2 separate regions of the Mus musculus genome follow, and region 1 is linked to region 2. Evidence: chromatin loops called from intact Hi-C (ENCODE). Cell type or tissue: gastrocnemius. All regions are shown on one strand.

What was found. Hi-C counts contacts between places; a loop is a spot of excess contacts. Peaks named below come from ENCODE experiments on the same cell type or tissue, not always from the same donor. Only the 100,000 strongest peaks of a DNase experiment are listed, where the experiment ranks them.
Region 1: it touches region 2 in a loop (4-fold over the local background); 5 of 42 quality-filtered maps call a loop at or near these places.

What each region holds. Positions count from the first base shown.
Region 1 is chr4:98,114,354-98,122,353 of GRCm38, forward strand. It overlaps Nfia (nuclear factor I/A), which reads left to right. Exons shown (of 11, transcript NM_010905.3): 11 at 1-4,523. Among named protein-coding and RNA genes, the nearest start is that of Gm34784, 7.7 kb to the right of the region's middle. In gastrocnemius, no CTCF peak of the experiment used is centred here; a DNase peak (open chromatin) is centred at 3,975; H3K27ac peaks cover 1,285 bases.
Region 2 is chr4:97,561,417-97,569,416 of GRCm38, forward strand. E130114P18Rik (RIKEN cDNA E130114P18 gene) reads right to left here. Exons shown (of 3, transcript NR_015513.2): 2 at 7,766-7,862; 3 at 6,459-7,548. Among named protein-coding and RNA genes, the nearest start is that of E130114P18Rik, 19 kb to the right of the region's middle. In gastrocnemius, a CTCF peak has its summit at 3,539 (motif pointing right); a DNase peak (open chromatin) is centred at 3,351.

The DNA of each region.
Region 1 (8,000 bases), 550 kb after region 2:
GTGAAGGGAAAAAAGCCTAGACAAACATTTTGTCAGAACCTTGCGAAATGCCAAGGTATTACCAGTAAATTGGTTGTATATACAATAAAATTGCACCCTTTTTTTAAACAAAACAAACTAAGCAATAGTTTGGGCAGTTCTAGTTGTTTTTAGTGAGCATGTTGTAGTCTCGACTGCAAAGAGAGAGAATAAACTGCCCACTCAGAAGATATGTAATTTGTATCGTTGTATAGTTTTATTGATTACACTGATTTATTCTACCCTATTTTATAATGCAGGACTTTTGTAATGTTGTCTAAATGAGGAAACATTTCTGTCAAATTAGCCTAGTGAAATCTCTGATTGTTCATTACAAAGGCAGCGTTCACAGCATTGCTTCTTCTTCTTCCTTCTCCACCTCCTTGTGGGAACGGGATTAAGTTTAAAACTTTCCCGTTTCTTTTTTGTTCGGTTGGTTTGGGTTTTTTTTTTTCTTTTTCTACTTTTAAAGTATTTAAATGCAATTATTTTTCTGCCAATGGTATAGCCTATGCCTATGCTTGAGAAGTGTAGGTCTACTGAAGAACCATTACAAATGGACGTCAGAGGTGTGCTGTACTTTTGAAGGTATTTTATTGTATTAGGTTTAATGAAGCTAAAAGTAGGGAACTCTCAACAGATTTGCAGGAGGAAAAAAAATGTTTTTAAAGGCTCTCAACCACTGTGGAGGCAGCATAGGGTGACAGCAACCAAGGATTAAGTAGTCAGTACACCAAGTTCTGGTCTGCTCATGCTTCATTGTCCAGAAAGCAGCAGGAAATTGTAGTTCCGTTGTCATCAAGCAGGAAGCAAATGCAACACCGACCAAGGCAGTTTAGGTCAAGAGCTGAGCCAAGGTGCTTGAGGAAGGCTTTGCTACAGGAGTGTAGAGACAGACAGCCCCAAGAGCTGTCAGCATTGGAAGCCAGACTTGATTCTGAGACATGTTGAATTGCTTTTTCCTCTCCCATCAAATGGCATTAACACAATTGGTAAAGATGGTCCCTCAAATGACTCCCCCCCCCCCATTTTTGTCTTTGGGAACTGAAGTCAGAGGCACCAAGTCTAACTCTCAGCATTTTTCCAATAAATGTTCTCCCTTGGCCCCTCTCCTGGCCACCACAAAGCTCCTTTTCTAAACTGTCCTGGGCAGAAGTCTTCTCTGGTGCCCTTCTCCCATCCTCCAGCCCTTCACTTCCCACTGAGGTTGTCTCTTTACTGCCTGGCATGACATCTAAAAGCTCACTGCCTATGCAGGGCTCACTCCCCACCATCCGGATGGCCTCCCACAGGCCCTCCAGCCTCAATCCTCCGTGCTTCCTTTTTTCCTTTCCCAACAGTCCAAGAGCGCAGGATCCAACTTTCTAGTCACGCTGTTCTGTATTCAGTCAGCCCACAAGAATATGCAAACTCCATCTCAAAACTACTGTCTTTCACCTTCCCAAATCTCTATCCTCGTGTGCTTCAAGCTCTATAACAACCATATCATGAGGTATTTGCAAAGGAAAACATTTTCTCCCATGATTTGTTTTTTGTTGTTATTGTTGTTGGGTTGGGGATTTTTTTTGTTTGTTTCATTGTTTTGGTTTTGGTTTTGATGGGGACTGGTCTTTAAGACTGTCATTTGATATTTTTTTACATCAGAGTTTATCCCACAGTCCCCCATCTCTCCCTCCTCCTTCCCTCCCTGTCTCCTTCTCTCTTTCTCACTGTCTGTCTCTCTGGTTTTCTTTTGCTGCTTCTTCCCTTCTGGTTTCTGGTAGCAGGCCTCCATTGAACTGTTGTAAAATACAAGAAGTGTGGTCAGTAAGGAGAGTTGGGGTGGTGCCTTCCAGCCTGCCCGCCAGTCCATCCTAGACACTCCCAGAGGCTGCTAGCTCCGCCCCTCTGGCATGGCTTTCCTTTCCCATCGCCTTCGGAGGCCATTTTGTCTTGAAGTCAATGCATGCTCGTGCTGTTCGACAGTAACCTACTCTGCCTTCTCCACCTCCGAGGCTGTGCATTCATCCAATTAGTGTCATGAATGTTTCCCCTTTATTTTTCCAATAAAAAAAAGCAGTGGGATGAAAATTGCTTTGATATATAGCAGGTATATTGAAGCTATTCCATAGCACTTAACTGTAGTGAATACTGTGTCACCAGTTCTGAAATCAATTTAATGTTTAATGCAAATCCATTACATGGTGCTATTACAGGCTGACAAAATGATTCACACGAATGTGACAACTCGGGCTCAGTTCACTCTGCTTCCCAACAGTGTAAATGCATAGCAGTGTTTACCTGCATGAGAACTATGCACTAATCTATCTGAAGAAAAAAAAAAACTATATCAACTTTGGTATCTACTTTCCGTTTACTTCAATCCTTGCCTTTTTGGTCATTGTTATAATGCCAGCTTTAGGACAGAAAGAATTATAAGAAAACCAGCATAATACCTGATATATTAAAATGTAGTGCCTGTGAAACCTGTATTATACTGCTCTTCTGAAGTAAGACTTTTCTACACCGGTAGCCTTCGCTGTCTGTCAGTCAGGACCTCTGGTATAGGTGATGTAAAATAACCGTACAATATTATGCATGCTATCCCATAATGCTTAGTGACTGTATGATATTACTCAGAGTTCTGTTAGACTTTTTTTCTGCCTCGGTTCTTATCGGCTAGGTTTGAGGTATTTCACTGAGAACGTGAACTCGGTCTTCCTTCCAGCTGTCGTCAGGATCTTGGAGGTGTACACTTACTTAAATTCAGTATTACTTGTGTGTGTTTTCATTTTTTTGTTGTTGTTTTTTGTTTTTGTTTTGTTTTGTTTTTTGTTTTGTTTTGTTTTCTTTTGTTTCTCCTAAGGGACAAGCATGGGTGTTTGATTTCAGAAATCAGTATCTGGTGAGATTTTTGTCTCAAAACTACCATTTGAATTTCAAGAACTCTGCTGCAAAACCACTCTGAGAATGTTTCCAAGTGAGAGTCACTTTCTTGACCCTCAAGAGAAGCTAGACGACACAGAAGAACCTTAATGGACAGTGTACCCATGCTTGATCTGTCTCACACCAGACTTCCTTGTAGTAAAAAGAAAAACAAAACAAAACAAAAGAACTTTAAGAAATCACTTAGCTGTTTAGTTACATGCACAGATGCAATATTTTCTTCAAAAATATAACTCTGTACAAACTTTGGGCCCGATTCATAAGAAAGAAGTTTGCTATTAACACGGGATTTTAAAAAATATGCTCTCTCTCTCTCTGCTCTCTCTCTCTCTCTAAATTTGGATATATTTTCTTCCCAAATTGAATATTTCCTTTGTTTAACTCCCCCCCCCCCCAATAGCACCCATTTGCCTCTCATTCTCCCAAGGGTTGCATTAAGGAAGTTGGAGGGATGCTATATGGGGACTGGATCCCAGTAAGGCTCACAAGGCTAAGGGGAACTTAAGTATGGGATACAGCACATGGATGCACCCCTCTGTGTGTCAGGCATCCTCCATGTGGACTCACTGTGCTGTTGGGACTGAAACACTAACTTTGTAAAATGTGTCTGGACCACAAGAGGATACAGGAGAAGTGCTACCTCTGATCTAACTAGAGCAAGCTCATGGCAGAAAATATCACAAACTTTAAAATGTGAAGATTCCTGTCTCTCCCGTGGTTTTAAAGGCAAGTGGTGTCCAAGAAACAGAGCATCCTTCCTGCCGTTCAACGCTCAGCTTTTCCGAAAACCTAAAGCTTGTGTTCTCTTTGCTTTGACTGCAAATTGTACTGCTCTTGTTTTTTTAATTTTTTTCTTGGTCATGGTCTGTAAATTTGCTTTTTTTCTTTCTTTCTTTTTTAACCTGTTATTGTCCACTAAAGGTCTTAGATGTCTGGCCATGTGAGAATGCAGTAAGGGGGCTGCCAGCTCTCTTCTCCCTCAGACCATTGTCTCCCCGCTGAACTCGGCTGCCTTGCCACCGAGGTGCCAGCCAGGCTAGAGGAGTGCCAGCAGGTCCCAGTAGGTCCTTAGGAAGGCTGTCAAGGCCCAGTCCATGGTTCCTTCTCTGCTTCTCCTACATACCTTTCCCATCACACATGAAAAAAGAAAAAAACAAATCTGCTCAGAGTGCCTCTGGTTTCTTTTCAAATTGTGGGGGGAAGGATTAAAAACTTCAAATGATGGAAAAAGAGATCTCTTGTGAAACGAAACGCCCCGTGTTAATAACTTGGTCTGAAATTGTTTTTATGAGCCGGGCCCCCTGTGCCTCTAGCATATGTGTATTGACTCTCATAGTTACCCTTTTCGTTTACTGTGTTCTGTGAAAACTTGTAATTGGTTGAGAATCACTGTGGGCGTCCATTCTTATCAACTAAATCTCCACAGGGTTTTTGTGCTGGTGTGGATTAGTTTAACTCTTGTATTCAACCGTTAGTGCTACCACCTTCTCACATTACAATACAATTACTGGAAGCAAGTACTGCATTTCCTATGCAACAAAAAAAGGAAAAATAAAAAAAAAATTGCTAATGCTACGGAAGCCGTGTCCTCTTTTGCTGTGTACACAATGCCTGGGGTGAGTGAGCTGTGTTGTGGGCTGGTGCTTTCCCCACAAGTCGGGCTTTCTGCGTTCACCTTGACAGATTCTAGGTGTATAGGGTCTTTCACAGGGTTCCAAGGAGAGTGTTGCTGGCCTTCTACCTGCCTGGGCCAATGCAAGCTTGCAGATCCCACCTGGAGCTTCCTGTGTGTCTGGTATGCTTGCCTATGTGATCTGTTTTTTGCTATGGGAGTCAGGAAGTGGATCCCAAGAGGGGAGGGGGTCCAAATGGCCCTGGACTATATAACTAGAAAGCACAGCCACCAGCCATGGATCCCGAGAGATACAAGGAGACAGGATCAGGTACTAAGGGTGGAATACACATGGCTGATACTTGTATCATTTTGGGGGATACAGGCGCACACCATCAGAGAGGAAATACTATGTGGCTGGTACTAGGAGCTCTGGGAGAAGAATGGCTAGTGCTAGAAATCGGGATGAAGCTGAGGTGTCTATGGAGTAAGGACTAGCTGAAGCTGGGGATCCTGGAAGCAGCTGGAGAATGCTGCACGCCTCTACCTCCTGTGACACTGTGAACAGCACACTGTTGTCACCACACTGTGGGCAGCGAGCTCTCTCCTCTCTCTCCTCCTCTTGGCTCACACCAGTGTTCCTAGTACTAGTTCCTTGTTTCTTGGCTGGAACTAGTAGTAGCTAGCCATTTAGAAAGTCTGGAAACTGAACCAAGAAAACTATCAGTCCCAGCCTCACCAGCAGAGTATAAACCAGTGAGCTAGGCAGGGAGAGACACAAACTAGGAGTACACACATTTAACCTATTTTTTTAAAGCTTGATGCCACACTGTGAGGCGAGTCTAGTTTTTATCCTCTTATAGATGAGGCTCCTGAACAGAGATTAGTAACTGGAAGCCATACAAAGAATAATCATCTGTGTGTGATTCTAATCTGAGAAGTCAGATGCCTACATTTTCCCAGTAATCACCAGATCTTCATTCTGTTAACTGCTTACCAGCAATACTGGTGAAGTGTCTACCATGTGCCAGAAACTATGCCAATGCTAAGACTAGTAAGTAAACAAAAACTGGGTATCTGTTCTTCTGAGCCATGTAGTCTAGTAGTTAAAAAAAATAAAATAAAATAAAGTCCACTCAAATCAGCCCAGCGCCACAGTCATGATGAGTCTTCACATTGTTCTGAAGGCCACTGAGGCCAGTGTCACAGATAATAACTGACAAAGCAAAAGAGGGAAGGAGACTCTTGCATAATGAGCAGTAAGGAAACACTATGTAAAATGTACCTGCATTCAAAGGGACCCCAGGGAAGGTGTATTAAACTGAAGAAAGGAAACTCTCTGGTGCAACAGGGAGTCTGACCTTGAAGTCAAGACGCTGCATGTGCTTGCAGCACATAATGGGTTTTCCCCCTCTTAAAGCACACTCATTACTGTCCTCATCACTTTGAAATGACATGTGGCAAAAACAGGAGAGACTTGTTTGGGCTCATAGTTTTGTCAGGGCTTCCATATGTCAAACTGTGGAAGGCAGGGTGGGACTCTTGGTGGTGGGAGTGTGTGAATCAGAGACCCCCTCGAATCACAATGGACCAGGAAACAGCACAGAACAGCACCAGGGAAAGTATAGCCTTCAAAGTCCTCAAGCATCCTACTTCTACCAGCCAGGCCATGACACCTAATGACCCTGGGGCCTTCAAAACACCAAGTTCCCAAACTGGGGACTAAGTATTCAAAACATGAGCCTGCAGGGGAACATTTCACCTTCAAACCACAGCAGCTTATAAAATCTTATCTATTCATTAGATTTGTGTATACTATCAAAGAAATAACCCCACATCTCACAGCAATGAAGATTTTAATCTTACTTAACACGTCTCTTGTGGGTAGCCTGAGACCTCTGCACAGGATTGCCTCATTCTAGGACGCTAGACAGAAAACAGATAGTGTTTGACCATTGCGGGAGGTATTGGCAGGATTCATAATAGCTTTTAACATCTGGAATAGACTCCCACCACTTTGGCTCACATTTCATTGGTCAAAGCCAATCACAGGAAGGCTAGAGAACAGGACTAGTCATGAGCTGGAGAGACAAAGATTAAGCTGAGTAGAGAAGAATGTTGAAGTCAGAGTGGCAGAGAGGTGACAGGCAATGAGTGCAGGTTCACAGTAGAGCACAAGTAAACATAGTAGAGACCAAAGAGGACATAAATACCTACTAATCGCTAAACGCTCACATGCCAAGCAGTTTAGGTGATTGATTTATCACCTCACATTTAGTATTTGGCTCTGACTGCAACTATTGAAGAGGCACAATCAGTCCTTACGAAGCATTCCTGACTCAAGTTAATTGAGCAACTTTCTAGTACTTGCCTTAGCATTTAAGTTAAATCATATCAGTCCCCAATCACATTGATCTTTATAATTTGGCCTCATGAAACTGAAATCTAAGTCAATCCAAATCATCTAGGTCAGGTGGTATGCAACACAGCGCTTGGACATGGGACAACATTGTAAATCAAGACCGTGGAATCAAGTACCAAACTGGCCCAGGTGACTCCTAGCTCTCCATTTTAGTAGCTCTATGGCATTGGCTGGTGCCTCAGTTTTCCTATTGGTTAGATGAGAATGATTATTACAGGATCATTATAGATATCTGACGAATTAAAATGTGTTTAGCGTAGCATATTGTAAATGCCATCACCAAAGAAAGGACCCCTGGTAAAGGTTTCAGTGCACAGTAATGCAAGTCTTCTTCTTGTTCATTCCCAGGCTGCCATTTGGCTGAATTCTGAAACCTGACTCAACTAAGCAGGAAAAGGTATCCCAAGAAATGTCGTCTAGGGTTTACATCTTGATATCTTATTTTCTGAACTCTGCTATAGTAAGGGCCTCAGTTTTTCCATCTACAAAGTGGAAATGAGTGTGGTGCCTACGGTCAAAGACCATGAGAAGGATTGAAAACAACTGATGCAAGTAGATCACCCAGCAGAGTACCAGTCATGTAAGAACCTAGTATCATGTGGTTCATCCTGGAAGAAAGCAGCCTTGACACCCTGGAGGACAGAGATGTTACAGAGAGAAGCTAAGCATAAAACCAGAGTCCCCCTAGGTGAGGTAATACAAGGCTGTAGCCTGTGAGACAGAGACAGGAGGATTATGAGTTTGTAGTTAGTTTGAACTACACACATCCTGTCTCAAGAGGGTCAATGAGGAGAGGGTGAACAGAGGAGGAGGAGGAGAAGCAGGAGGAAGAGGAGGGATGAGATGGGGAGAAGCAGGAGGAAAAAACAGATCAAAGAAACCAAGGAACTGGAGAGAATCCCACTCCCTTCTTTCATTGGTCACGGGATATTAAACACATTACTTCTCACCTTGATTTTCAGTTTCCTCACCTGCCAAGTGAATACAGTAACGTCTCTCTTCCTGGAGAAAGAAGTCCAAAGA
Region 2 (8,000 bases):
TGATGAATGTTGGGAGTGAAGGAAGTCCTAAATGCCTAATGTCCTTAGTGAATATGTGCTATTGATATGTGCATGTCCATGCCAAGAACTATAGCCTCAGACTCATGATAAAATGGCACAAGCCCCCACACATACACACTCGAAAGGTGAAGCTCAGAAGGGTGGCTAAGACTTCCTCTTGTCCATGTTTGGAAGTTGATAGTCAACATGCTGAACTTCTAGAGTCCTGCAGTTTCTCCATCAGATAGCGCCCAGTCCACCGAATCCCAACTTTTCTGTGTTTCTGTGTGTGCTGCCATTTCTTCATTCCCTTGTCAACCCTAGTGATGTAAAGCCCTGGAAACCATACAAGACATTGGCACATCAATATTATATTTACATAATTTCTTTACCTCCTTTACCACCTGACTCTTCCTGTGCCTCCCTCACTCCTTTCTCAAATCCATGATGTCTTCTTCCTTAATTATTGTTGTTGGTGGTGGTGGTGGTGTGTCTGTGTGTACATGTGTTTATATAACTACAGCCTACTGATCCCATTTAATGTTGCTCATATCTGTATTTGTTAAGGGCTTATTGCTATCAAATATGACCTGCCCTTAAAGGAGACTGATTTGTCCTCTCATGGCAGCCATTAGTTGCCTTTGGATCCTCATTTGAGGATAAGGCCCTGTGAGATTCCCCATCTACACTGGCATACCAAATGATGTGTTATTCCTGTCTTGTTTAAGGAACAATATTCTTTACATTTCATAGGGTAACTTCCCTGTTATGTATAAAATACTCTATCTCACAGCAGATAGCCTGTTTCCCAGCTCTTACAATCTTTCTGTCCCTTTCTTCTGCAATGTTCCCCGAGTCTTAGGTATAGGGGTTATAGTGTAGATGCATCCATTGGTTTGGGTACATGGCCAGTGGTTCTCTGCATTTTGGACAGTTGTGGATTTCTATAACTTATTCAATGACTTATTCAATAGCAATACAGAATAACACAGTGGTCCTGAGCCATTGTAACCTTTAAGTTCCTATTAATGATAGAAAACTCATGCTTCAGAGTCAGGAACAATTAAAATAATAAATACAAATTACAAAATTAAAATAATATTTTTAAAGATTTGTGCATATTGTATTGAATATTCAAATGCTGCATCAAAATTATCTTATATAACACAGTAAGTTAGTAGTATTTCCACCAAAAAACCCTACAAACCAATTTGATTACATCGTAAAGACTATCACTTATTTATATTGATCTATACAGTAAAGAAAAAAGATGGGTATCACTGTTCATATATAAATTACTTAAACCTTTGCTCAAACTTGAATTTTTGACTGTGGCAAAATGTTTTCATCTGTCATTTTAACTGCTTTTTATACATGTACATTTTATACATATACATTTGTATATGACATAAATTGATGAATATTTCATATCAAATTAGAAATAAAAAGCAATGAAAGGATTCTTCACCCTACAAAATAATTCTTCATTGGCCAGAAATCTACGTTAGTCAACCCTTTTGTAAAGGAAAGACTTAGTAAGCGAACTAACCTGCTTTTGCTTTTACCTAAGGGCTCCTATTGTCCTAGTGTTCCCCACATTCTGAAGCAGGGACTATCGTTGATCTTGCAATTAGACAACCCATAAATATTTAATACATGTGTATGAATATATTCAGTAAGAGAAGGTTTGCTTTGAGCTCTGGAAGGAGTTTCATGGGAAAAGATGCCAAGTTGCTTGTCTAGTTGCATCCATTGCTGTGACAAAGCCCTGTGACCAAAAGCAAGTTAAGAGAGAAGAGCATTTTGTTGTTGTTACTGCTGCTGTCTGTTGTTGTTGTTGATGATGTTGTTGTTGTTATTGTTGTTGTTGTTATTGTCATTGAGATTTACACTTCCAAGTCACAGACCTCCAATAAGGAAAGACAGAGCAGATTTTAAATTTGAACTTGAAGGCAAAACCATAGAGGAACATCACCTTACTGGCTTTATGGCACGCCTGTGTTTAACTAGTTTTCTTATGCAGCCTGTCTGCCTAGGGCAGTTGGGTCATGACCCATTTAGGGGATGAACAATCCTTTCATAAGGGTCACCTAAGACTATGAGAAAGCTTGGATATTTATATTAGGACTCATAACAGTAGCAAAATTGCAGTTATGAAGTAGCAAAAGAAAATATTTTATAGTTGGGGGGTCACCACAACATGAGGAACTGTATTAAATAAAAAGTCAACACATTAGGAATGTTGAGAAACACTGGCCTAAGGAATGGTGCCCTCCACAGTGGGCTGGGTTCTCCTACATCAATTGATAATTAAGATAACCCCCCACAGACATGCCTCTGCCAGCCCATCTTCTGCCATCCCTCAATTGAAACTTCATTTTCTCAGGTGATTTTAGCCTTCAAGTTGACAGTTAAAGCTAACTAGGACAGTTGTATACAACAGCTCTCAACACTAGAACCTGATAGACACAGACACCCATATGTTCTCCACTATTTTTTAAATATATTTAGGAAATATGGGGTTCTCCAGTACAAGACCTTGAGTAAAATGTAATACTGCATCTGCTCCTAGAAGCCTAGAGCCCCGGGATGGACCATGTTGAATAAGATACGTTGTTAATACAACTGTATAAAGATAGGGAGAAGGTCTCAGGCGGCATATGGGAAAGAAGACTTAGTGTCTCCGCACATGAGGGTGGGGAATGCTTTCATTTCTCATTATTTAAGAGACAGAGGACGATGATATTAGCAAGATGGTGGAATCAGAAGCACCAAATCTCATTGTCCTCATAGAAAGAGTGACTATAATATGACACATGTGAGTGGGAAATGCCTTCATGAGAACCCTAGAAATAAGTTCAAAGCCAAGAATAGTCATGCTGAGAGTGGCAAACCAAGTGCAGGGACCCGTCCTTAATCCCATCTACTTAGGAAGCTGAGGTAAGACGAACACAAATTCAAGACCAGCCTGAATAGTACTGGTCGATCTGGAAAAAAAATAAGGAAACTAGGAGGGAGTGTGGAAGAGAGGGGGAGGGGTAAAAGAGGTGGTAGATATAAAGAGAAGATGTAGTAAAAGATGCCGTTCCATATCAAACGTCTCCTTTTCCAGAGTGCAAAAGTCCAATTATCAGTCTCTTCCTTGGGGGGCGGGGGGGAGGGCAAAGAGAAAAATAGATTTTGCATTCAAAGTCTCTTCTCTCGAGGAACTAATTTCCTTCTCACATACTTCACAGTGTTCATGCCTAGGGGCTGCAGAGAACAAAAGTGAGCTCGGCAGCTCATGTCAGTGCCAGGGAACTTGTAATACCACAAACAGAAACTGGCACAGCCTGCCACCTAGGGAGTGAGAGCCCAGCTTGTGGCTCTGGGAGTGGAAGGGGTGAATGGAGCGGACATGTGTCCAAAAAAGAAAAAATCCCAGCTCTTCAGGGACCTTCAAAGAGACTGGTTTCTGGCTTACCCAACACAGGTTCCTGATGGTCCCCAAGGCCTCAGGGAAAGGCACATAGTTTAGCACGTTGGAACTTGTAATACTACAGATAGACACTAGAGGGAGGAAGAGATTACAAACTGAAGACTAAGCCAGCAAAACTCTGCCGGGCTTATTCATGAAAGCATAGAAAAATGTATCCCTAGACAAATTTGACGAGGTTCTGGAATCTTGACCTCAAATGACTGTGGAAGTCTTTCCTTGTACATAGTTGAAGTAAAATGATATAGAGGCAGGTGTGTTTCAAATGTACAACCAAATACAAAGGTACAAGGCATACATAAAAACCTGAGAAATCATGGCCCAACCATAGGAACAAAAGAATCTCCAAAGCCTAACTTCAGGTAATGGAGTTAAGTGAATGACCAAATTAAGAATTCAAAATATCCATGTTACATTCAATCAACTCACAAGAACATAATGAATAGAATAACAGTATCAAGTCTCTCTCTTTTTTTTTTTTTAAATAACCAAACAGTGATTTCAAAGCTAAAGAACACAGAATAGAACTGAAAATTCACAATGGTAGTAACTTCATTCACAAGATAGAATCAGCAGTCACAAAGACATTGACATTATCCAATCAGAAGCATAGTAAAAATGAACACAAAAAGAGAATAAAACAATCCTACGGAAATGAGAGGCTATCATAAAGTAGAGTGGTTAGGAAAGAAAGCGATGGGAGATTGCCATAGAGTTTATTGGGTTCTTGGATAAATTCCTAGTGCTAAAAACAATAAACAAAGATGAGAGAGAGAACAGAAAAGAGGCAGATAATAAGATGGTGTGAATAAGTGACCCTGTGAGGGAAAATGGACATCTAGATGTCTAAAGGACCCTAGCTGTGATTAAACCAAAGAAGCGCATCTGAGAAATTACAATCACATTGTCAACAATCAAAGATAGGGGATTTTGTAGGCACAGAAATAAAAGTGACTTGTCACATACAAAGACAGCCTGGTAAGAATAAGAAGGGATTTCACATTGCAAGCTTGCGGGGCAAACGGAAACACAATGATATGTTCAAGTGCTAAAGAAAAATAGTGTCAATCAAGAATACTACATATGGCTATAGTCTCCACAGAAATAAAGCAGAAATACCTTCCCAGATAAGTAAGAGCTGAGGGGTTTCATCACCACTACATTAATGAAAATAAGAAATGCTAAAGATAATTTTAATTGAATTTAAAGGATGATAAAGAGTCCCATGAAAGCAATGAAGGTAGAAAGCTCAATGGCGAAGGGAAATGCATAGTCAAGTAAATGCATAGACTAGGGAAATACCATAATAGCAGTGTGAAATTTCACCTCATACAGTATTTCATCTATGGTGCTGGACATAAATGAAGAATACAGCTTTAAAACTATAATTTGTGACATTAATGACAACACGTAGGGCTGAGGATGTGGCTCAAAGTCAGAACATTTACTGATTACACACAAGGTCTGCCCATTCCCAAAATAATTCAGGAATAAAACAAAACATAAAACTTGCATTCACTGTTGAAAATAAGCTGAAGTCATCTTAAAGTCAGTGTTATAAACATAAGTCATGCTACACAAACCCTGCGGTGAACACAAAGACGATACCTTTAGATTATGGACAGAGAAGAACAAGAAGATGCTAAGTATCCATTACAAAAGTAGACAGCAAAACAGAAAGGCAGAGAAAAGACCTCAAAAACTGTAAGACAGACAAAAAGCAATTGCTAAAGAGATAGTCTAAGTTCTTCTCTATAATAAATTTTTTGAATACATCGATCAAAGCTCCTGGTCATAGAAATGGAATATCTGAATGGATTTTGAACAAACAAGATCCAACCGCTTGCTGTCTCCAAGAGATACACTCTAAAGATGTGTAACGGCTAAAAGCAAACTATAAATGATGTTTCTTACAAACAATAATGAAATGAGAACAAACAGAGGTTGCTCCACACATACCAGAAAAATATATTTTAAAATGTAAAATGTCATGAAAAACAAAAAAATGATAGATAGATAGATAGATAGATAGATAGATAGATAGATAGATAGATAAATAGATAGATAGATGGATAGGTGATACATGGGGGGGGATAAAAACAGTGAATTCAGCAGAATTTGTAGTCAGAACACCCAAATGTATGAAGCAAACATTGATAGAACCTGGGAAATATACAGTAACACAATAAAAATAAAAAATCATAATATCCTACTCTTAATAACAGACAGGCCATTCAGACAGAAACCTGTGAGCCAACAGTAAGTTTGAAAAAACTAAGAACAGATGGACAAGATCCACATATAAAGAACGTGGTGCCCTGTTGCCTCAGAACACCTATCCCCAAGTTCAAAAGGAAATTCTATAGTATAAATAGAATGTTAGGGAACAAAACAATCTTAACCAATTAAATAAGATATAAGCCACATCACACATCACTTCCAACCATAAGAAAATGAAAGTAAAAATCAGAGACATTGTTAAGCATGCGGAAATCAAATAACTTACTCTTGTATAGTCAATGGGCTAAAGAATAAATTAAGAGATAAATTGAAAATATTTTGAGACTCTTGAGAATAAAACACAAGGTCTTAAGCTTACACTATTCAACACTACCATGTGTGTATAGCTAACAATACTATGACCTTAAAAATGTAATGCGAGAGACACAGTTCTGGGGGGGTACTGGTTAGTTCATATTGTTGATCCTCCTATAGGGTTGCCGACCCCTTTAGCTCCTTGTTTACTTTCTCTTGCCCCACAGAACTGTGTCTCTAGTTGCATATGTAGCAGAGGTTGGCCTAGTCAGCAGTCAATGGGGGAGAGGCCCTTGACCTTGGGAAGATCATATGCCCCAAAACAGGGGAATGCCAGGACCAGGAAGCAAGAGTGGGTGGGTTGGGGAGCAGGGCAGGGGGAGAGTATAGGAGACTTTGGGAATAACATATGAAATGTAAATGAAGAAAATATCTAATAAAAAATTTTAAAGCTGTAATGCTAACTTTATGTTAACACATTATTTACTGTTATTAAAAACAAACTTTAAACTTGTTAGATGAGGAATAAATAGCACCTATACCCACAAATATTAATTATCTACACATGGACAGTCAAGAACAAGGCTTCCTAAACTCTACACTCATAACCACTTCATACCTGAAAAGTTTTTACATGACTATTGATATGTATGTCTAGAAAATAGGTATATGTTCACTGATTACACATTACAGAAAATTAAGGCAATTATCTACTATACATACAATTTTACAATTTATTAAAAACTAAACTAATAACATACACATGCTTGTTAGTGTTCACATAAGGACCTAAATCTTAACTGCTTATTTGATATTGCAAGACACAGAACATCTTGGAGGTTTGTCCAAGTGTTCAATGTTTATTTTTATACATCAACTCTAAGAGCACCCACCATTCTTCATAAATGCATGGTGTAAAATGCAGGAACATGTTTAGATCCATTTCAGAAAGTATGAAAACGTTTGCCCTATTCACAAAAGAAAATTTATTGAATTTTTTCTATGTATTTTTACATATTTTAATTAAAATATAATTATAGCACTTTCTCCCAAGTTGCCACAACTCTCAAACTGCTCAAACTCTTCTTGTCCCACTATTATTGCTACATATATTTATGCACAAATACAACCTACCGAGTCCATTCTATTTTTTGTTTATGTACAGTTTCATTGATACTGTTTGTATTGGATAACTAAATAGAGAGCTCCTCCCAGGTAGAGGGTAGCTCTCCCATTCCCAGCAGTCATCAGTTGCCTTATCCACAGATGTGCCCCTGTGAGGTTGTTTTTCCTTTCCACATCAACAAGTCTACTGATACTGCCATTGTTCAAATTTTGCTTATGCAGGCATTTCTAGGAAAGACTGTTTCACAGCCAACTTCTGGTGTTTCATTCTTACAGTCTTCCTAGCCCCTCTCTGTGATGTTTGCAGAGCCATAAATGCAGGAGTTGTGACGTAGTTGTGGGGTAGGGCTACCCAGGATCTGTTGATGTCTGCATTGTGTCCAGCTGTGGATTTCTGTGATGGTCTCCATTTTCTGTAAAGAAAAGCGTTCTGATAAAGGTTTGATAGATCTGGACTGATAAAGTGATGGTAGTAGAGGCTCTTCTAAGAGATGAGACATTGAAAGTGGGGTAGGTTTCGAGGAACATGCGTGGTATCCCTCCTGTTAAACAGGCTTAAGTGCAATTAGACAGTCATTGGTTGTCGCCAATGTGTGAGTGCCACTTACCATACCTTTATGGATATCTTACCATGCTGGTCATTGCCATGGTTGAAAGGTATCACAACTGGGTAGGACTATTAATTGCCTCTCTATCTTGGCATCTTGCATAGTTATTTTCTGGTAACCTGGAAGTTAGAAAAGATACTCTTAGATCTGATTCAGATCAAATAATTTTGAGCATTGTGTACTAACTGTGCTGTATAGGGGTACAGCAATAGGGGCTTAGTATCAATCATTGTGAGACAACCAAAGGCAACAATAAT